Linked DNA regions of Homo sapiens: region 1 is linked to region 2. The links are chromatin loops, found by intact Hi-C in ENCODE. Cell type or tissue: GM12878. All regions are shown on one strand. Each heading gives the region's core, and the rest is flanking DNA. Links, peaks and the distances in the headings are about the cores only. Region 1 overlaps CDKAL1 (CDKAL1 threonylcarbamoyladenosine tRNA methylthiotransferase). Region 2 overlaps CDKAL1 (CDKAL1 threonylcarbamoyladenosine tRNA methylthiotransferase).

Region 1 (11,502 bases), core at 1,896-9,895, 55 kb before region 2:
ATCAGTGTTCAAGAAATATTTCCATTCGACTCTTAGAGTACCAGCAATTTTTGAAACACTGTTCCATTTTCTAAATTTTTTTGAGTCTTTTATCTCTCCTATTCTATTTAATCACCCTACTATATAAAGCCATTTGAATAATTCATGTTCACTGGTTCAGAAGTAGGTGATGTTTTGAAAATTCATTTTTATATGAATTAGATATATATGATTTAGTAATTTGTATATGTCCCCAATTATATTCTTAACCTGTTTTTTCTAATAGTGTTTTGACATGACTTTTTAACACTTGTCATCTATATTGACAACCTCATTGGCAGGGTAGAGGTATGTGATTTCTTTTTTTTTTTTTTTTTTTTTTTAATCGTTAAGCGTTTAACCATGAACTCTCAAATACAAAGAAAAGAATTGCCTCTGTGTGGATTTATTTAAGACTGTAATGAATTAACCTAATGCCATTTGAATTTAGATTGCTTCTGCCTCTATTCTGATAAGTTAGCGAACATATGTGACATTCATTCAATTATGGCAGCTGTTTAATCATCAATAGTAATATTTTATCTTAATCATAATGTAGGCTGTATCACCTCTAGATTTGTGTGCCCATATGAGAAGACGGGTATCATTCTCTTAGCTAGCAACAGGATTCCTCTTAGGAAAGGAGCTGGCTTTGCTTAGGAAACTATCTTGATAAACAGTTCAATGGACAAAGTTAAAACCTGAGGACATGAGTTACAAGGAAACAAGACTAGGAAAGACAGAACTAACTGCTCAGCAGTAGAAAAAAAATAGAGGGATTTTTTTCTCTTAGCATAAATGAGAGAAAGGGTAATAAAAGAGAGGGAAGAAGTGGGGAATAACTAATATTCAGTTTTAAGTGGTTTGCATTTTTCCCTGTGTGGACAGAACTAAGCCAGAAAACAAAAAATTGAGAGCTAGATAAGACCTGGAGAATGCAGGTCCTCTGGATGTTTAAAGTCATTTGAGAAGGACACTGGACTTTTTTCACACAGGGCAAGGATGGGGAAATTAGAGCCAATCTAACTAGATCCAAAGGGGCGGGGAGACTCCAGATGACATCTGGGTCTCATAGATATTCATGCCTGCCTTTAATTCCCAGCCCTGCCTTTTACTAGCTGTGTACCTTTGGGAAAGATACTTAATTGCCCTGTGTCTCGGTTTCCTCATCCATAACATGGGAATCTCAAAAGTGCATTTTAAACAGGTTGTCATGGTGATTAAATTAATGCATGTGGAAGAGGTTGGGAAAATGTTTTGCGTGTAAGTACTGGTTAAATGCCACACACATCATCCATACTCATGGAAACACACATATGATAGAAGATTTGGGTTTGCTTTTTATGTGCATGCTTTAAACTTAACTGCAAAGAAGTAATACATCAAAAACCCATTCTAAGGAAACAAAGTTGGCCCAGTACCCCTAATTTCTAGCAACTTCATCTCTCCCTTAAATGGAAAATATTTTATACCCTAAACAAATTAACTAATGAGTAACTTACTTTCTATAAAACAATGTTTAACTCCATATGTCATCATGTATTTTCAAAGACCAAAATTTTATCAATATCTGGATATATTAACCAATCCTTATACTTTTGCTCCTTGAGAAAAATGTATTGCTTAGTTTCTGAAGCAATGGTGTAACTAGGTCTTTTGATATAATGTTAAATGTTTTAATCATTTGACTCTTGTCTACATGAAATGGAAATGTAAATTGCTTTCTAAAAGTTGTTAAGCTTCAGTGGTGGCTAAATACTCTACAATGTGTAAAATATTAAAATACCAGAGTAGGCTGGGCACAGTGGCTCACACCTGTAATCCCAGCACTTTGGGAGTCCAAGGCAGGCAGATCACGAAGTCAAGAGATGGAGACCATCCTGGCCAACATGATGAAACCCTGCCTCTACTAAAAATACCAAAAAAAAATTAGCTGGGTGTGGTGGCACACACCTGTAATGCCAGCTACTCAGGAGGCTGAGGCAGGGGAATCACTTGAACCCAGGAGGCGGAGGTTTCAGTGAGCCGATTGTGCCACTGCACTCCAGCCTGGCCACAGAGCGAGACTCCGTCCCCCACCCCCCCCAAAAAAAAAAAATACAAGAGTGATGACATTAAGAATGTAATTGCTGTCTATTTTGATTGCTTTTATTTAAAACGTTTACTGCTGACCTATTGGTAGCCATTTAGAATATTTACCACATTTATTACAATATATCTAGAAACTCAGTTGTAAAAAATTTTATAATTCGATTCCTCAAAATCCTTTAGAAAACATTTAGATTTAGATTTTAAAATGTTTAGAACATATTTTTCCCTAAGCAATTGTTTTATCTAGTTTTTTTTCCCCCCGAATTATATTATGTGTCATCAGCGTGTGTGAGGATGGGGAGGACAGCTTTAAGAAGCTGCTGCATTTAGTACCAATTCCTTGTACAATTGGGAGGAGACTTTTGAAATAAAATATTCTGTTTCCCCAGCTCAAGCTGGACATGAAAATCAGAAACATGGAAGGAGAAGGGGCATAGCCGTGACAGGAAGGGGAAGGAATTTGATTTGAGGAGCGCCTGGAGAAGCCTAGTCTCACCCAGGACATCACCTCCCATGGTAGCACCTTTGCTATCACTTAGTACATTTTCTGTCTTGAGACGGTGAAAGCTCTTTAAGAGCAGGCACCGTGTCTCCTTGCTGTATTTCAGTGCCTAGCACGTATAGAAGGTTAATGAGTATTTGTTGAATGAATTAGTTGATTCACTTATAAGTCACTTTGCAATTTGGTGATTATTCATTATGTTCAAGAGACCTGTTTCCCATGCATTAGTAATTAGTCCTACTGGGAATGAAATTTCATAAAATCTGTGAGAAGGGCAGCCTGACAGTGTGTGTCCAGGCCTTCCAAATGTGCTCCAGAATATATTATAAAGGGACAGGGACGGATCTGAGTAAACATAAATCTGTGAAGATGTTCATTGCAGAACTGTTTATAGTAATAAAATGTAAAGAACAACCTAAATATCCCATAGTGGGTGATGAGTTAAATAAATGTTGCATTCATATGGCATAATGGTAGTGACTAAAATCATGTTATAGGAGAATATTTAGTGATAGGGAGGGGAGCGTTCACTGATATTTCAAAAACTGAAAATGTATTACGAGATAACATGTATGTGATCCTAATTTCATAAAAATTATTATTACACATTTGCTTAGGAAAAATAAGACTGAGCGGGGCATGGTGGCTCACACCTGTAATCCTAGCACTTTGGGAAGCTGAGGCAGGTGGATCACTTGAGCTCAGGAGTTTGAGACCAGCCTGGGCAACATGGTGAAACTCTGTCTCTATAAAAAATTTTTAAAAAATTAGCTGGGCATGGTAGCTTGTGCCTGTAGTCCCAGCTACTGGCAGGGCTGAGGTGGGAGGATAGCTTGAGCCCAGGAGGCAGAAGTTGCAGTGAGCCGAGATCGTGCCACTGTACTCCAGCTTGGGTGACAGAGCGAGACCCTGTCTCCAAAAAAAAAAAAAAAAAAGGAAAAATAAGACTGGTAAAATATACACTACAGTGTTAACACTAGTTATCTTTAGCAGAATCCCTTTTTTTCCTTTTTGTGCTTTTTCTATATTTTTGAAAATTTCTAAAATGAACATTTATTCCTTTTGTAAAGAAGGGAAAGAGAAAGGAAAGTTTTCCAGTGCCATTTTGTGGAGTGATGGGACAAATTTGTCTGAAAGGAATTGAAACGGGAATGGGAGGTTTAGAAGGAAGAACGATGGATGTAAGGAAGATAGTGAGACATGGATCAACTCTGAGCTGCAGCCACTGGAGAATTTGTGTGGTGGGATTACTAGAATTCAAGCAGCTGGAGAGGTGCAGAGAGATCCCTAGGAGCAAGACTGGTGTGCATGCTGCTGTGGTTGCTTTGGCATGGAATCCTTCTAAGAGTATCAAACTGTATAAAGTAGGTAGGAAACAGAACCTTGTATGCCTGGTAAACTTTGCCAAGGAGAAGGGTCTGCTCTCTGCCTAGGCTGGTTTTTCAGCATATGATTTAAGCATATTTTCCTTTGACTCTTCATATGTGTTTATTGATTTCTTTTTCTGCGCCATATTCTTTGTTTCTACTGTGATGCTTAGAGAGATGGTAGGTAGGGTGGAAAGAGATACGCTTTGAACTTGGCAGAATTCAGCCGACATAGATTTGATCCCTGCTCTATCACTTATGAGCTCTATGACCTTGGAAAAATTTGCTCCAGTGCTCCTAGCCAGCAGTGTTAGAATGATGCTGATAATAATCACCTTGCAAGGTTTTAAGCAAGATACATTTATGTAAAGTCACCAACTCAGTTCCTTTCACGATAATGGGCAGCCAGTAAATGTTACTTATTGTTCTCAAGATTGTCTTTTCTCAGCCAGACACTGTTGTATATATGCCTGTAATCCCAGCTACTCAGGAGGTTGAAGTGGGAGGATAGCCTGGAGTTTGAGACCAGCCTGGGCAACATAGTGAGATCCTGTCTCAAAGAAACAAACAAAAAACGAAAGATTGTCTTTTCTCATTGTTCTTTCTTGATTACACAAACACAGTGTGTCTTATAATTACAAAGCCATATGCTTGTGTTGATATCTTGTTTATTTGTTTTTGTAGTTTTTACTTAAGTAATATAAAAAAATAGCTAAGTGAAAATCTTCACGAATGAAAGCAACCTCTTTGTTTGTTCCTCGTCATCCTAACCAAAATCAGTAGTTTGATAGTACTTCTGTTTCATTATGACATACATCTACCAGTCACCTAACCTGGCCTTACTGAAACAAAACAGTCTTTGAGAAATGTAAGCACATCACTCAGCCTTGTTATGGAAAACTGGCAGAGCACCTGGGTGTGCCCAGAGGGACTGTGATTTCACTTCTCACTCCATAAGCAACATCCTTCTGTTGTGAATTAAATCTTCACAGTCAAAATCTGTGTCTGCATGTGCTTGTTTATTTGGAAAAGAAATGTTATTCAGAGAGGCATTTTATTTGTAATACTTGTGGAGCAATATGATATTAAGTGAGCTTAATATTGGTAGAGTGCTCTTTTCATTTTAAAGATTCTTCACATGCATTTGTTTTTCTTTCTGGCTTTCCTCTCTGTTATTAGGCCAACAGACAAGTTATATTTTATACATATGTGTCAGTATGATGCTTTACATGTGTTTATAACATATATGAATATGGTATATACTCTTCTGTTTGTGAATTGCTGTGCATATCTGAGGATACGCATGTTAGTGAACTGGTTTCAATTTACACAAGGAGGTTTCTTTTTTCTGCTTTCATCCAACCTTTATTGAGGACAGTAAATACTGCCTCTTATCTCCCATCCCAAGCTGAGTTCAGCATCTGGAGAAGCTTAAGGTCCCAATGCATCAAATTATCTTGCTCAAACTGTTGTTTATTACAGTCAATTTTGTCCTGTCACTCCAGTGGCAGAATGTCAAAGCTTTTCTTTGCATTGCCTTCAGCTTTTAGCCTCTGCAGGGATCTGATATGCTGCTCCTGCTTTGCCAGGGGGTGGGTTGGAGGGGACTCAAAGGGTCATGATGAAGCTCCAAGCCAGATAACTACAGCACTGGTTAACCTCCTTGCTAAAGCTGGGAAGGGTTTATGCCCCACCATTTCACTCCCTGGACCACAAACATGCACTTCATTTTATGAATGTCTGTTAATTTCCTATGTTTCCATTTCTTTTCTTTTGAGACCTGTGTAACCACAAGCAAAGCATGTATGATGGTATTCATAGAAGAATAGACAGTGTAAGTCTAGAAACTTAATGTGAATTTTGTCACTGACAAATATGTATTCTGTAATCTGAACAGTTTAATTTAGATAAATAGTTTATCTTTTAAAACTCTGACTAGAATAAACATTCACATGAATTTCCCATTTAAGTGTTTAAAACTTCAACTTCTAACCTTTTTTTCAGTTAGAAACATATATGTACCTAATTATTTCTTTTTAGTTTTATATAATTGTGATCATGTGTATAATTATACATGATGTAGCTTTCTGGGATGAAGTTTTGTTGTGACAAAAGGTGCTTTCCAAATACGTTTTTGTTTTGACCATTGTCAACATAGTTAATAATCTGTAGAAGTTTGCCTAATGCCTTCCTCTGGGGCTTCTTGACCTTGTTTTCTGAAACCTCCTTTTTTTTTTTTTTTTAATTTTTTTAATGACTCCTGTAATGTCTCATCAAAAAAAGCAGTTTCTATAGTATTCTTGAAAAATGAGTGTAATAGAGTTGGGGATGATAAATATATTTCCAGGATGGAATACAACTTATTCAGATAAGAAAAAATCTGGCAATAATGAAACATTTCACACTGATTATAAGCTAGGAAATATTCCTGTGTTTCTACTTAAAATCAGCTTTAGCCCAAGCAACCTCTTCTTTTGCTTGGACTATGGAAGTTGCCTTCTGACTGGTCCCTCCATACCCATTCTTGTTCCTCTCTCGAATCTGTTCTTCCAAGGGAAACTAGAATGATCTTTTATACAAGCTGTCATAGCAACCTGTGACACTACTCTTCATATACATCACACTTGCCATTTTATATGTGTGTGATTATTTGATCACTGTCCATCTCCCTTACTAGATTGTAAGTTCCAGAAGGGCAGAGGCCATGCCTGGCCTATGGTAGATGCTCAGTGAAGAGTTATGGGACACTTAAATGAAGACAGTCAGATCTGTACTAAGTTTTGTGTTGTGAAAGTATGTCCTCAGTTGTCCTGGTTTACACGGTTCTCACAGATAATCCACTCTGAACAGCGACACCTAATTCACTTAACCACCACTTGGTTGAGATCTTACCTCCTGTTCTGAGTCCGCACCATAGGCTAGCCTTTTAAAAATTAAACCCTTACTTCAGGCAGAGTTTGAGATTCAAAAATTTCTCCATAGTTCCACCCAACCCAGATTGGGTTTGAGAATATGCTTATGTAACAGACAAGAGTGGGAGATTATTGACTTCCTAGCTGCTCTTGAAAAAGATCTTTGCAATGAGGCCTGATTATTTTCATATCATGTATTTCCAGAACAAGCAATGTGCAAAAACCCTCTGTGACACCAAATGTATAGGATTTGTTCTTGTGATTTTGGGCTACTTTTTGCATGTCTCAGTTTTCAACAGTTCTCTGAGGAAGCACTTTGCTTATTTGGCAAAATAAGCATATTCGTGGTCCACATTGCAGACCCGCTTTAAGTCACCTATCTCCAGGTTTGAAAGTTTCCGTGGAAGAATCAATAAGTCGCTTTTGGCTCTAAAATGGCTCCTGAGCAGTCACCTTTTTGTTTTCATCCCATCTGTTGTTTTCGAATGGGAAATAAAGATTTTCTTTTTTTTCTTTTTTTCTTTTTTTTGAGATGAAGTCTCGCTCTGTCACCCAGGCTGGAGTACAGTGGCGCAATCTCGGCTCACTGCAACCTCTGCCTCCCGGGTTCAAGTGATTCTTCTGCTTCAGCCTCCTGAGTAGCTGGGATTACAGGCGCCCACCACCATGCCCAGCTAATTTTTGCATTTTTAGTAGAGACGGGGTTTCACCGTGTTGGTCAGGCTGGTCTCGAACTTCTGACTTCGTGATCTACCCTCCTTGGCCTCCCAAAGTGCTGGGATTACAGGCGTGAGCCACCGCACCCAGCCAAGATTTTTTTTTTTTTATTCACTGTAATTTTTGGACACAGACACACACACACACACACACGTGTGTGTGTGTGTGTGTGTGTCTGTGTCCAAAAATATATATATATGTATATATATTTTTTAACTTTAATTTCTGGTATACGTGTGCAGAACATACAGGTTTGTTACATAGGTATACATGTGCCATGGTGGTTTGCTGCACCTGTCAACCCGTCATCTAGGTTTTTAGCCCTGCGTGCAGGTATTTGTCCTAATGCTCTCCCTCCCCTTGCCCCCCACTCTCCGATGGGCTCTGGTGTGTGATGTTCCCCTCCCTGTGGACACATACATATTTTCATTTAAACAGTGGCTAATCCAGTCAAGAGAATAGATCCTGGAAGATTAGAAAATGCAAATTAAGAAAAAAAATAGGGATCAATGGTAATACAGGAAGCCCCTTTTGTTGGCTGGGGGGGTGCAGTGAAGGTAGTGTCAAGGAACAGGGAAGACAACCACCCTGTTGCTGGTGACACCCAGCCTGACCTTTGGTGTCAGCTCATAGTAATCACTTTGCTGTCCTGAGTTAAAAGCTATCATGAAAACCTTATGTTGAATGGGCCCATCTTCCTTATGTACTTGACAAGGCTACATTTTTTCCCTCCCCTCCAACGATATCGTATGAGATTGACGTTATCAGAATAAAAATACTATGGATTGCTGTATTTTTCAATACAGCACCAGATCAGTAAACACCATCTTATAAGTAACAATGACTTTCTGCTTCATTAAAAAATTATTTATGCTATAGAAAAACAATATTGAATGGTAGTTCCTTTGTAGAAACTACAGCTGGTGCATGCTGTAGCTCTCTTTTCAGTCAGTGTAAGAGATAAACTGTTAGCAATAATAGAGAGATGCCCATTGAACTGAATATGCTCTTTTTAAGATAAAGAACTTTTTGGTGGTGTTAATCACTTATTTGCCTTTCTAGAGAATGTATCCACTTAATATATTTATAGGGGTGATCTACGTTTCAGATTTATAAAGTCTCTGAATATATATTTTTAACTATACACATAAAAATTAAATTTAGAGAAAAGAGTCTCAAAATTCACTCTTCTGTAAAGCTAACATATAAACTCTGCTTCTGCATGGCTTCTTTTATGGGCTTGGAGTAATTAAGCAGACATAATATAACACATAAAGGAATTTATTAGGCTTTTATTAAGGCTTGATAATTTGAGTTTCAGATTTTAAATCTCAAAGGGCTCATAATTGTTGTCATTTTCTACTAAAAGCTGCATTTAGAAAGAAGTTAAACTGTGGTGCAAAGGAAAGGCACGTTTCAATGGAAAATTCAAAATGCCTTTTTCATTAATTCAGCACTTGAATGCAAGTGCCTATTGTGCCTAGCGGGAGGCTTTTAATAAGTAATACAGACGCTGCTTACATGACTTAATTTATGCCGATATTTTCTTGAAACTGTGTTAGTTGCAGGAAGTAGAGGTTTGAGGTTGAGATATGTCCTGGTAGAGAGGGAAGAGATTATTTCAAACTCCAGAAATGTGAGTGAATTCTAATTTGCCAAGCCAATTTAAGTCTTAGAAGTAAGGTTTTTAATTTCACTATTGACTCAAGAAATCACTGGGACCATTCCAGGTCTCTGCAGGATGAATTTTGGAATAGTTTGTAACATTGAACAGCCATCTTCTGATTAAACATCTTCTCTCCTTGTTAACTCCTAATTCCCCATAAAATAATCTATTTGGGGTCATGGAAATGTTCCCCAACAAAAGCAATACTTTAAAATTTAAGAAACCTAGAACTGAAAGCTGAACCTCTGATGGAAAACAGGTAAATGGGGCATTGAACTCTGAGGCCCATTCCATGGTTTTGCCCAGAACCAGCTCTGGCCTTGAGATTTGAGTTAGCAGAATTCCAGTTAACTGAAACTTTGCTCTAGAATTGAAAGTAAAAACAAAAGCCACCTGACTCAATCAGTCTCAGCATCACATATGTAACTTCCTTGATGCTTGTTAGCTTTGAAGGACCTAGAAAAAGTCTGGCCTGCTGGGCACAGTAGCTGACGCCTGTAATCCTAGCTACTCAGGAGGCTGAGGTGGGAGAATCGCTGGAGCCCAGGGGTTTGAGACCAGCCTGGGCAACATAGCAAGACCTTGTCTCTAAAAAAAAGGTTTTCTTAATTAGTTGGGTGTGGTGGCATGTGTCTGTAGTCCCAGCTGCTCAGGAGGCTGAGGTGGGAGGATCACTTGAGCCCAGGAGTTTGAGGCTGTAGTGTGCAATGATCACACCTATGTATAGCCACTGCACTCCAGCCTGGGCAACACAGCAAGAACTCATCTTGATGGAAGAAAGAAAGGAAGGAAAGGACAAGAGGGAAAGGGGGAGGGAGGAAGAGAGAGAGGGCCTGGCTTGAATAGCTTAACTAATGCCACAGCTGAACCCTTCTATGGTAATCACAGTGAGGCCAACTGGGACAGAACAATATTAGGAATCAACTCCCTAGCACACAAAATCTGCCTTTAAATTTAAGCCTGATGTATAACGCTAGCAAATGCCCGTTTTGCCTCCTCCTCACTGCCAGCACAACCTTGCCTTGTGCAAAAGTCACTTCTCTTGAGATTACTGCAGATGTGGTGGTTGTTCCTGAGTTCTCGTTCATGAGCCACCTTCCTGGGGTCGGTTTTATAACCTCCTCCACTTCATTCTCTCAGTGATGCAGAGGCCTCACATACATCATTAGCTGCTTTAGACTGGATCCTGACCTCTTAATCTTCACAGTAACCCAAAACAAACACCCGCTTGGGGCCACCGGCAGAACCCACCGTGGTTTGGGAATACAGTAGCCTTTAGTGTCTTGATTTCAAGTCACCATCTTTTTCACTTTCCTCATCTGTTTCTTTTTCATCCTAGTCATGTTCCCTCTCCCTCAAAAGTTCTTTAACCAATCATCCAAAATCCTTACTGTGGAGGCCTCTAAACCACAGGCGTTTGTCAGATGAAAATCAGAAAAAGGCATGTGGTGTTGAGTCATAATCTTAAACTTTGTAGTCTTGAAATAATGCTGTTATCTGGCCGGGCGCGGTGGCTCATGCCTGTAATCCCAGCACTTCAGGAGGCCGAGAGACGGGTGGATCACCTGAGGTCAGGAGTTTGAGACCAGCCTGGCCAACATGGCAAACCCCATCTCTACTAAAAATACCAAAATCAGCCAGGCATGGTGGTGCATCCTGTAATCTCAGCTACTTGGAAGGCTGAGGCAGGAGAATCCCTTGAACCTGGGAGACGGAGGCTGCAGTAAGCCAACATCACACCATTACACTCCAGCCTGGGCAAGAGGAGCGAAACTCTATCTCAAAAACAAAAAAAGAAAAGAAAAAGAAATAATGTGTCTATTTTAGTTATTAATTAGGCTCCCTGTCCCTAGCATTGCCCCTCTACCTAGCTCCAGAATGACCTATTCCACTGCTCCTAATTGTTGGTCTACTAAATGCTGGTCCAGGATGACATTTTCACCAAACTGCAGAAGAGATAAGAAAAACAAAGACAGTACAACTTACAGCTTAAATTGATGATTTAAAAGATTTAAAATCACTTCCTATTTTGAAATGATTTATTGTGATCATAGATTTGAAATTTTAAAAAATTATGTACCTGCTTGTAGAATGAAAAGTACACAACCTTATAAACAAGCTGGGTTTTTTAAAAAATTTCCACTCATTTTACTAGCATTTAGAATCTCAAAAACTGGGACCTAGATTTAGCCAGAACCCAGAAAACTGGGACCTAGGATCTAGCCAGAA
Region 2 (11,502 bases), core at 1,462-9,461:
GCATTTTTCTTTCATTTTGTATCTTGTTAGTTTCTTTTACAGACTGGTTAGGACGTATTTGAGTTTCACAGTCTAGATACATAGCTTTTATTCTATGCTGCTGAGCTATATTTTATTGACCGTTGCAGCTGAATTAGTATGACTGTCACTTCACACTGTGTTTAGTGTGTTTACAATACCTTCCGTGTACCAATTTGAGTACCATCCAAAGTATCATCAGAGCAAGCTGATGCTAAACAATTAGCTTTCATTTCACTTGCATCACTAATTGTGCAATCACTGATGATAATTCTCTTCCTCCTGAGGGTTGTAGCTGGAGCATCGTGAGGGAAATTGCATGCATCAGGGAACTAATTGTGCCTTGATAATAATAATAGCTACCATTTAGTGAACCACTACTATGTGCTTGGTATTGAGGCTCTTTACTCGTATTACTTCAGTTTATTATTCTAGCCTGGCCTAGGGCAGCTAGAACACGATGAAGTTCTTTATACAGCTGTACACACCCACATAGAGGCATCATAGGATGGGACTGAGCAGGCATTTTCCCCACCTCTCCATCCTTTGTCCACGTTCAAGATAGGAGGCAGAAGGAGCAGTGAGCCTGGGACAAAGACGTGGACCGACTTCCCTAGCTAAGCGCTAAGGAAAAGAACCAGGCCCCCGAGCCTGAATTACTTACATATGCAACATGCAGGTAGCACCTGGCCTCTTATAATATGTTTCAATGTTTATTATCCAGGAACGGAATGAAATCTTAGAGATGGAAATAATGAATATGGGCTTGGTCTTCGAGAAGTTTTTGGTCTTGGCTGTTCCTCTGGTAATACTGCTAATCAATTGTGACCCTGGTAGGGAGGGATTGGTGTGAGGGAAGTGGTCTTGTATAGGTATGCTAGCTCACCTGTGCGACATAATTACTCCTGTGGTTAAAGTTTTATGGATAATTTTCCCAAATCTAAAAGGGATCCCTTAAGAGCAAAAGGGATTCTTTATCATGAAAGCAGTGAATGGAAAAAAAGCCTCCTTAGGAGAACCAAAGATATATTTCAGCAGCAGCAGAACCTGAAAGGTCATCTAAGCCCAGCCACCTATCCCTGCAGGATGGGACTAGGGAGGTTCCAGAAGACCATGATTTCCTGTGATGATTTGAACCCAGGTGTTGGGAACCACTCTTCCACACTCACATTTTCACTGCACTATTTCCCCTTCACATGTCTTTACCTTTTCACTCAGTCAACAATTATCAATGACGAGTATGACACTGTATGCATCAAAGAACTAATTGTGCCTTGATAATATCTGTCTGTGTCAGGACTGTCTGCATCAGTCCTGGTTTATACGTGTTGTAATAGTATTAATAATATGCCCTTATTCCACTCCTCAAAGTATTCTAGTTTGGATGATAAATTATATGGTCATCCTATAAATTCCAAAAGTTGAGCCAGCGCTGTGTCAAGCACTGCTTGGGATACAGAAGTTGGAGATACCATCCTGCCCTCAAGGAGATAAAGTCTAGTTGGGAAGAGAAGATATGTGCTGCTGTGGTCTGAATGTTGGTGTCTTCCCAAAGTTCAGTGTTGAAACCTAATCACTCATGTGATGGTGTTAGGAGCTGGAGCCTTTGGGAGGTGGTTAGGTCATGAGGGCGGAGCCTTCATGATGAGGATTAGTACCTTTATACCATACTAATGAAGGCTCCAGAGAGCTGCCTTGACCCTTCCATTGTGTGAGGACACAGCAAGAAGACTCTGTCTATAAACTAGAAATCTGGCCCCCACCAGACACCAAATCTGCTGGCACCTTGATCTTAGATTTCCCAGCTTCTAAAACAGTGAGAAATAAATATCTGTTGTTTAAAAGCTACCCAGTTTATGGCATTTTGTTACAGTCACCGAAACGAACTAAGACAGTATGTACATATGAAACAAAATCTATAATATGTCAAATGTTAAATTGGTTGGCGTTAGATCATAAGAAGTTGGAAGATAGGAGATCTCTGATGACTTGAGGTATCAGGAAATGTATGGGTCAGGATTCTTTGCAGACAACAGAGAGCAGTTTAGTTAAACAGGAAGGAATGTATGAAAGGATGCTAGATGGCCCACAGAATTGTTAGAAGGGCCAGGGACCAGAATCTTTGCTGAGTTTTCCAGAAACAACACCCAGAACCACACAGGAGCTTCTGGTAAGAGGTGTCGCCTCTGCTCCACCTCCCCCAGCAAGGCAGAGGCCCCATGCCCCATCTGCTTCCTCATGAAGCTTCCCAGTCAATGTCTCACATATATCACATCTGACTGTGGAACCCAAGTCTCACATTTACACCCTGGGGACAAAGGAGGTTGGAAAATCATTTTTGGCATCTGTAGTCATGGGGAACTGTCAATGTGGAGAGGGTTTTCAGACAACTTCTACTACAGAGAGTTTCATGGATATGGACTTTGAAGGTGAGAAGAACTTAATCAGGCAAGTAAAGAAGGAAATTTTTCTCACTGTGAAAGGAACCAACGCAACGTGACAGAATGCACAGACTAAGAAGTTGTGGGCAGTTGGAAGGCACAGGGAAATCACCTTTAGTATAAAGACTGGGACCTCTGGGTTTTGAAGTCAAATAGGATTTATACCTAAGACATTAGACAAGCACATATATTCGTCCAAGACAGGTTAGGCTGCGCTTCGGTAACAAATTAACCCTGAAATCTCAGGGCTAACATAACAGAGGTTTATTTCCTGCTCACACTGAGCATCTAAGATGTACCATTTAGTTTGTAGTTTAGAGTCAGGTAGTTGTCTGCTCCACACAGTCACTCAGGGACCCAAGTTGACTGCATGTCTCCATGGTAAGGAAAGACGATTGCCGGTGAACCAGGCTTTTTACTGCCTCAGCACAGGAGTGGCACATGGTATTTGTATTCATATTCATTGGCCAGAACATCCACATGGCCCTGTCTAACTACAAGAGTCTAGAAAATACCTACTTTTGTTTTAATAAGAAGGAGAAGATATGGGTGAATACTAGAAGTTTCTATCATGCATGTGGGAATATTTTGTTTTGCTTTGTTTTTGAGACAGAGTCTCATTCTGTCACCCAGGCTCTGGAGTGCAGTGGTGCAATCTTGGCTGACTTGTAGTCTCTACTTCCCGGGCTCAAGTGATCCTCCCACCTCAGCCTCCCAAGTAGCTGGGACTTCAGACATGCGCCACTGTGCCTGGCTAATTTTTTTTTTATTTTTTGTAGAGATGAGGTCTCATTATGTTACCCAGGCTGGTCTCAAACACCTGGGCTCAAGCAATGCTCCAGCCTCAGCCTCTTAGAGTGCTGGGATTACAGGTGTGAGCCTCCGTGCCTGGCTACATGTGGGAAAGTTTTTGGGCATGAGCATAGTATAGTGAAAGTTTCTATATGAGGGAAAGCCCATGAAAGCAGGCCCCGCCTGACTGGTCTGCCCACGACTGGCTCCAGGCCCCAGTGCAGTGCCTGTTTCATGGTTATTGAATGAACTTGGCTCTCGGCGATATGCAGGGTGGAATGGATGGGTTCTCCACCAGAGGCAGGGAACCTACATGATAGGTTGAAATCCTCTGTTACTCCAGCTGATGAGGACATTAATATATTCTTCAATGGTTAAAAAAAAATCACAGTCAAGCCACTCAACCTACTCTTTGAAGTCATTTGACATCTTGATAAGCAGATTGCAAAAGCCCCTTTTTAAACTGATAGTAATCTTGCAAATGGAAATTCTTTTCATGGGAACTATGAGGATGAGTACTTTAGAGCGAGTTGCTTCTAACCATAAATTGTAGTTTCCTAGTTTCCCTTCTCACTTTCTAATGATGAAAGTGACAGCCTATCTCTCCTATGAGACTCAGAGTGTGGATGTTGCATTGTACCTAAAATAATAGAACATTATTTTTAAATAAATAAAATAGAATATGTTCAAAGAAATAGAGTGTGTTTGTTTTCTAACATAGTTTATAATGTTTAAAATTTTTTTCATTATTTTTAAATTTTTATGTATTTAGGGGGTACAAGCGCAGATTGCTTATATGCATGCAAGCAGTGTTTTAAATTTAAAGGGCTTTGGGGAAACAAATTTTCTCCTGTCCCTCTCTCTCCTGAATGCAATTCTATAAAATTATTGAGAAACAGAAATTTTCAATCCATATATCAAATCAGGTATCTAGGGCAGTTTTCTGATAGGAAGCCAACCTAAAAATTTAAGATGTAGCACCTTGCAAATTTGCCAACCCCTGAGAAGGAAATTCAAAAGGCAATAAAGGCAAAGAACCATCAGCCGACTTTATCAAGATCAGCATTTTCCCTTCCACAGGCCCCTGGCTCCCAGGGCTTCCTCCTTGAAAACATCCGTTTTGAAGGAATAGAGTAGCCCTTACGCACATCAGGTCAGACCGTGGGTTTGGCATTTTGGCTCTGTTCCTTACTAATTGTGATCACTGGTCACTTACCCTCTCTAGGTGTCTTTCCTCATCTATAAATTGGGAGGAATAGAGTCCATTTGATAGGATGGTTTTGATGTCGAAGTGAGATAAAGCTTGGGAAGCCCTGAACGCTGCCTGACACGTAGAAGTGATCAGTGAATATGTGATGTGGAGTGGGGGGCATGGTGATAGTGAAGATTTACTTGGGGCCTGGTTGATCAAGATACTAATAATATCTCGTTCATGAACATGGATGATGTTTTGCCCTAATCACCTATATGCCATGAGACGAGGAATTGGTCATTGGTCTTTTTAAACATACAGTCTTTATAAGCAGCAATAGCATTTGTAAAGGATAGCTGCCTGAAATAAATTCTTTGAGTTTTTCAGTTCCCCCTTTTCACTGACTTTGAGTAGCTGTTTCTTTTGTTATCCTTCATGTGAGCACAGTTCCTCTGAACAATCACAAAGCATCTATGGTGTAAGATAGTGGCATTCACTACAGGTCTTCTTCTCTTAAATATTCTTGTGGGAAGTGATTTCCCCTGCCGTGTACTATATTATCTGAAAATGAAACAATCTGCCTAACGAGTCTCCCTGTTTCTACCCTGAATATAAACCAGATTGTGTCTCTCTCCTCCTCAAAACCATCTAGTGCTCCATATGACTCAGAGCATTCCGTATATAGCCAACAGAAGGGAAACCAGGGACTCAGATACTTATATCCCAATATTCATACCAGCATTATTCATAAATAACCCAAAGGTGGAAATAACCAAAGTATCTATCAACAGATGAATGGACAAACAAAATGTGGTATGTAGTAGAATGGAATTTTATTCAGCCATAGAAAGACATGAAGTTCTGACACATGCTACAGCATAGGCAAATCTGGAAACATGATGTGAAGCAAAATAAGCCACACCAGAAAGGGCAAATATTATATAATTCCACTTATGTGAAATATTGAGAATAGGCAAATTCATAGAGACAAACTAGGTTAAAGCTTACCAGGAGCTGGGCGTGGAGATGGGGAGTTCCTTAAGGGTTACAGAGTTTCTGCTTGGGGTGATAACATTTTGGAAATAGTAGTAATGGTTGCACAACATGGTAAATATAATTAATGCCACTAAATTGTGTACTTCAAAATTGTTCAAATGTTATTTTATATATATATATATACATACCATATAAAAATTTTTACAAAAATCATCTAAGGTTTCCCAGCATGTTCAGAATGAAAGCCAGAGACCCTACAACAGCCTCAAGGATCAAGGTCCCATGCCTTGACCTCTCTCCCCTCGAGAACACTGGCCTCCATGCTGCTCCTTGAACATGAACACACGAGGTCTGCTCCCTCAGGAGGGCCTTTCCAACTGCTGGTCCCTCTGCTTGGAATGCCCATCTCTTAGATGTCCCTGGTACATACTTCATTCAGGTCTCTGCTGAAGCACCAGCTTATCAGTGAGGTCACCCTGGGCAGTCGTCTATAAAACCCCAAGCCCTCACCATCCAACACAACCTAGTACTTCCTATTCTTACTCTACTCTATTTTCTCCATGGCACATTTTATCACCAGACATATTAAATATTTACATGTTTCTTTTGCCTCTAGTTACCAAAATTGAAGCCCCATGAATGCTGAGACTTTACTTCATTCACCTTTGTGTCCTTAATGACTAGGATAGGGCCTGGCAGGGAGCAAATGCTCAGTAAACGTCTGTTGGATGAATGAATGAATGAATGAATGAATGAATGAATGAATTTGTTCCGGAGATATATGTATACCCCTTACTGAAAAGGACTGCAAGACCAAAAAGCTGGTTATCCTAGATATGGGTTATCTTTTGCCATGATAAATGCCCTATGACAACCAACCACAGAACTGCAGTGGGGCTCAGCTGATCTCAGCCTGGCTCACTCACACATCTGCAGTGCACTGTAGGGTAGCTCAGCAGCTCTTCTAAGCTTGGTGGGGCTTCCTAAAATGTATGGAGGTTCAGCAGGCATTTGGTGGATCTAGATGGCCTCAACTGGGACTCCGTGGGTGAATCAGCCCTGCTCCGCATGCCTCATCCTTCAACTGGCTGACCTGAGCATGTTCCCGTGGTAAAGGCAAAGGAATAGCAAACAGACATGCACAAGTGCTTTTCAAGCCTCTGCATGCATGATGTTTGGTAGCATCCTGTTGGCCAAGTAAATCACATGGCCAAGACCAGGGACACACTACAGAGTTATGTGACAAGAAGATACAGATACAAGGAGGTATAAGGAATTGGGAATATTAATGTATTCAGTCTACCACACCCTATGAAATCTTGGTGTTTTTGCCTGTGATCTGCGCAACTTTCCTCCTCCTTTTCTACGTCCCCAGAAGACATCACATTCAGTTTCAACCTGAGATCTAATCCTTTCAGCTCTACAACTCAGTGTCTTGTTTTTAGGTAGTGAGTTGTAGAGCTGGAAGGGTTGGATCTGGTAAAAAGAATCTGAAATCTAAACGTTAATGGAAGCTAAGGGACCTTGTCATAGTCTTTTCTATGAGGAAATGTCAAGTGCTCTAGATATCCGGTGCTTTTCTCTGAGGTACAATTGTACCCAGCAACTCAACAGTATCACCCTGGGGACCTGTGGTAGGCAGAATAATGCCCCCCACTTCACCCCCCAAAGGTGATCGTGTCCTAATCCCTAGAACCTGTGAATATGTTAGATTACATGACAGAGAGAATTAGGGTTGCATATGGAATTAAATTTGCTCATCAGCTGCCCTTAACATAAGGAGGGTATACTTGATTATCCAGATGGGCCCAGTGTAATCACAATGGTCCTTAAAAGCAAAAGAGAAAGGCAGGAGAATCAGAGGTCAGAGTGATAGGAATGCTGACTTCGAAGATGGAAGCAGGCTGTGAGCCTAGGGATGCAAGCTAGAAAAGGCAAGGCAATGGATTCTCCCCTACAGCCCTAGAAGGAGTCCACATCACACTTGATTTCAGTCCATTGAGACCCATCTGACTTCTGAGTTCCAGAACTAAAAAATGGTAAATTTGTATTGTTTTAAGCCATGCAGTTTATGGTAATTTGTTACCGCAGCAATTGGAAACTAATTGGGAACTTATCAGACTGATTTTATCCCATAGAATCCATGTAAAAAATGAGAAGGTGTATATTGGCAGGCTGGGCATAGTGGCTCACTCCTGTATTCCCAGCATTTTGGGAGGCCAAAGTGGGAGGATCACTTGAGCCAAGGAGTTCAAGGCTGCAAGTGAGCTATAATTGCACCACTAAACTATAGCCTGGACCACAGAGAAAGATCCGGTCTCCAGAAAAAAAATAATAATAAGTGTGTATTAGCAACCAAGTGGCTGTTCATGTCCCATCTATTTTCCACATTGACCAATCATTTTAAGAAAGGTGTGGTGGATGGGTGGGGAACACCTAAGGCATTGACAGGCGGTAAAGGAAACGTGCTAATGGAGAAGAGGGAGGTTAGCGACTGGGGCCCATCTAAGAAAAGAAAGAGATTCTTAGGGGACTGCTTGGAGAGTTAATGTTTGCAGGAAGCCCACCCACAGGTCTTGAACCCCCATCCTGGACCACTTTTTCTTCCTTTGACCAACCCTTCCCCAACCCTCATCTCCAGCCCAAATCTTGCTAGAGCTTCTAACTTACATCACATCAGCTGTGATGAGGACTTGGTGTGGCCACTTATCTGCAATCATTTCTCTAGTCTGGGTGCCATACCTAGGAGTGGCATTGCTGGGTTGGCCAGAGTGTACAGCTCCCACCTTACCAGGTAATGCCCTCCTGTCTCCCACAGTGGCTATGTTAATTTCTGCCATTACCAGCAGCAGTGTCATAGTGTTCTGGATCCTCCACATTCTCACCCATACTTGATATTGCTCATTTTTTTTACTTTTTCCAACCTGGTATATGTAAGCTGGTATTTTTGTATTTTTAACTTGTATTTCTCTAATTACAAATGAGGTTGAGCATTTTTTTTAAAATATATTTATTGGTTTTATATATATATACACACATATATATATATTCAGATTTTCTCTTCAGCAAAGAGTCTGTATAAAAAGTCTTTTGCCCATTTTCTTCTATTGGACGATACTTTTTCATTGATGTTTAGGATTTCTTTTTCTTTTTTTTTTTTTTTTTGAGTCAGGGTCTTGCACTGTTGCCCAGGCTGGAGTGCAGTGATGTGATCATTAGCTCACTGCAGCCTTGAAATCCTGGCCTTAGGTGATCCTCCCACCTCAGCCTCCCAAGTAGCTGGGACTATAGGCATGCACCACCATACCCAGCTAAGTTTTATTTTTTATTTTTTATTTTTATTTATTTATTTTTATTTATTTATTTTTTAAGATGGAGTATCACTCTGTCCCCCAGGCTGGAGTGCAATAACACGATCTCGGCTCACTGCAACCTCTGCCTCCCAGGTTCAAGCAATTCTCCTGCCTCAGCCTCCCAAGTAGCTGGGATTACAGGCGTGCACTAGCACGCCTGGCTAATTTTTATATTTTTAGTAGAGACAGGGTTTTGCCATGTTGGCCACACTGGTCTCGAACTCCTGACCTCAAGTGATCCACCCGCCTCGGCCTCCCAAAGTGCTGGGATTACAGGCGTGAGCCACCACATCTGGCTATTTTTGCAGAGACGGGAACTCGCTGTGTTGCCCAGGTTGGTCTCAAACTCCTCGCCTCCAGCAGTTCTCCTACTTTGGCCTCCCAAAGTACTGGGACCACAGGCAAGAGGCACTGTGCCCAGCTGGGATTTCTTTATGTAGTCTAGAGTCAATTATATGTGAAGCAAGTGTCTCTTCCCAGTTTGCAGCTTGTTAACCTCTCTGGTTAGAAGTTTTGTTCTTTTGTTTAGAACTTTGTATATTTTTGTGATTTGTTTAAGAAGTATGTCCTCCCTACCTTGTGGTTAGAAAGGTTTTCCTCCCATATTGTCCTAAAGTTTTTCTAGTTTTTCCTTAGCCAGGTAAATATTTAATATATCTGAAATTGATTTGTAAACATGGTAGGTAGGGGTTAAATTTCATTGTTTTATCTGTGTATAAGCAACTGTTCCAGAAAACTTTATTGAAAGTCTGTCTTTCCTATTGGTCTTCAATGCCTCTGTTATGAATCAGATTTCTAAGTATGTGTGAATTGGTATCCAGCCCTCTACTTGGCAACTTTTTGTATTAGTTATCTGTTGCTGTGTAACAAATTACTTCAAAACTTAGAAACTTAAAACAACAAACATTTATTACCTCACAGTTTCTGTGGGTCAGAAATCTAGGTGCAGCTTCTCTGGGTGCCCGTGGCACAGTACTGCTCCTTCGGCTGCAGTCAGGCTGGCAGCCGGGGATGTGGCCTTAGCTGAAGGCCCAACTGGGGAGGATCTGCTTCTAAGCTCACTTTTATGGTGATGGCAGGATTCAGTTTCTCATGGGTTGTTGCTTTAAGGTCTTAGTCCTTGGCTGGCTATTGGTCAGAGGCCTCCTTCCATTCCTTCTCCTGTGGACTTCTGCATAGTGCAGCTCACAGCATGGCAGCTGGCTTCCCTCAGAGCAAGCAAGCAAGCAGAGAGAGAGAGAGATGGAAGCTACAGTACTTTGTAACCTAATTTTGGAAGTGGCATCCATCATTTATGTTGAGCATTAGAAGCAAGTGAGTACATTCAGACCATAGCCAAGGGGAAGAGATTACATATGGGTGTGAATACCAGGAGGCGAGGCTCACTGGGGATCATCTTCAGGGCTGCCTACCATACTTTTATAGTAACATAAGTAATTAAGTTTTTTAATATTAATCTAATTTTAAGTGCCTTTCCATAGGATCATTATTTTTTACTTTTAAAAACTATATTCAAAATAGAAAGGGAGAATGGGCATGTCTTGGAACAGATTTTTGGAAGAAAGCATAATAGAACTTTGGGAGTGATAGGAAAATATGTAGAGATGTGATCTTTCTTCAGATGGTTGGGTTCAGTTTAGTGTAATTATAGTAAGTACAGTCATCTCTTGGTATCTGTGGGGGATTGGTTCCAGGACCCCCGATGGGTACCAAAATTCATGGATGTTCAAATTCCTTATATAAAATGACATAGTTTTACATATAAACTACCCACATTTTCCCATGTATTATCTCTAGATGACTTTTGATATCTAATACAATGCCTACACATCTCTTCAGATTCATGGATTCAACATAGTATTCAGTGTGTGACAAATTCAAGTTTTGCTTTTTGGAATTTTGTGGAATTTTTCCCCCCTGAGTGTTTTCTATTTGTGGTCAGTTGAACTTGTGGGTGTGGAACCCACAAATATGGAGGACCAATTGTATAAACCATGTAATTTTTCCTAACTAGTTTATCTGCATTTTCCAAGCTGCAAAACTATCATGGTGATATGTAGGAAACATTTTACATATTAGCTTCTCATTTATGAGATTCTTTGAGATAGAGAAAAGCACCTGCCGTCTCCTTTATTCGTTTTATGCAGTTTATAGAGCTCAGTGATGCTGAAACCGTATTTCCAGTGTCACTGAAAATGATACTAAGAACAGGATGAGAGGGTTGTATTGTAATAACAGCTAACATCACACATGTCTTCTTTTTCATTTAAAATACAAACCAAACATCTGCCAACACACTTTCATGGTTACCTAGTTGGAATGAAACCCTTAGGAACAATTATTTTGAGTTGAACTGATGACTTAAAGATGAAGTTTAATACACCCAATTGTTATGTTTGTGAACATCCTGGCTCAGTGCTTCCTGTGTGCGCTGCATGGAATGAGAATGGTTTCGGGTGTGAGAGACTATTGAAAAGATTTCTTCATCAGTAAAGCATCTTGACCCAATTCACCTTTTATTTCTTCAACTTTGCCACACCTGTGGGGCAGCTTTCATTCATACTGATGCTTATCTCCAGCCACTAATGAGGAATAGATGAGTTCAGGTTTCTACTACTATCATGAATGTTGGGATTACAGGCTTCATGGTTCTAAGTGTGCCTCTTGGTTCCTTTTTTATGTTAAAGCTCGTGCGTGCGTGCGTGTGTGT

The links. A loop is a pair of places that touch in the nucleus more often than their neighbours do. Peaks named below come from ENCODE experiments on the same cell type or tissue, not always from the same donor. Only the 100,000 strongest peaks of a DNase experiment are listed, where the experiment ranks them.
Region 1: a loop joins it to region 2, with 5 times the contacts of the local background. A loop is called at or near these places in 1 of 110 quality-filtered maps.

What each region holds. Positions count from the first base shown.
Region 1 is chr6:21,152,897-21,164,398 of GRCh38, forward strand. All of the region lies in intron 13 of CDKAL1 (CDKAL1 threonylcarbamoyladenosine tRNA methylthiotransferase), which reads left to right. Among named protein-coding and RNA genes, the nearest start is that of LINC00581, 350 kb to the right of the region's middle. RefSeq lists enhancers at 10,720-10,864, 10,932-11,076, 10,946-11,090 and cis regulatory regions at 10,792, 11,004, 11,018. In GM12878, for the core only: no CTCF peak of the experiment used is centred there; DNase peaks (open chromatin) are centred at 4,845, 6,135 and 6,815; H3K27ac peaks cover 1,417 bases.
Region 2 is chr6:21,208,708-21,220,209 of GRCh38, forward strand. The region is part of intron 15 of CDKAL1 (CDKAL1 threonylcarbamoyladenosine tRNA methylthiotransferase); the gene reads left to right. Among named protein-coding and RNA genes, the nearest start is that of LINC00581, 300 kb to the right of the region's middle. In GM12878, for the core only: no CTCF peak of the experiment used is centred there; DNase peaks (open chromatin) are centred at 3,686 and 4,914; H3K4me3 peaks cover 729 bases; H3K27ac peaks cover 4,005 bases.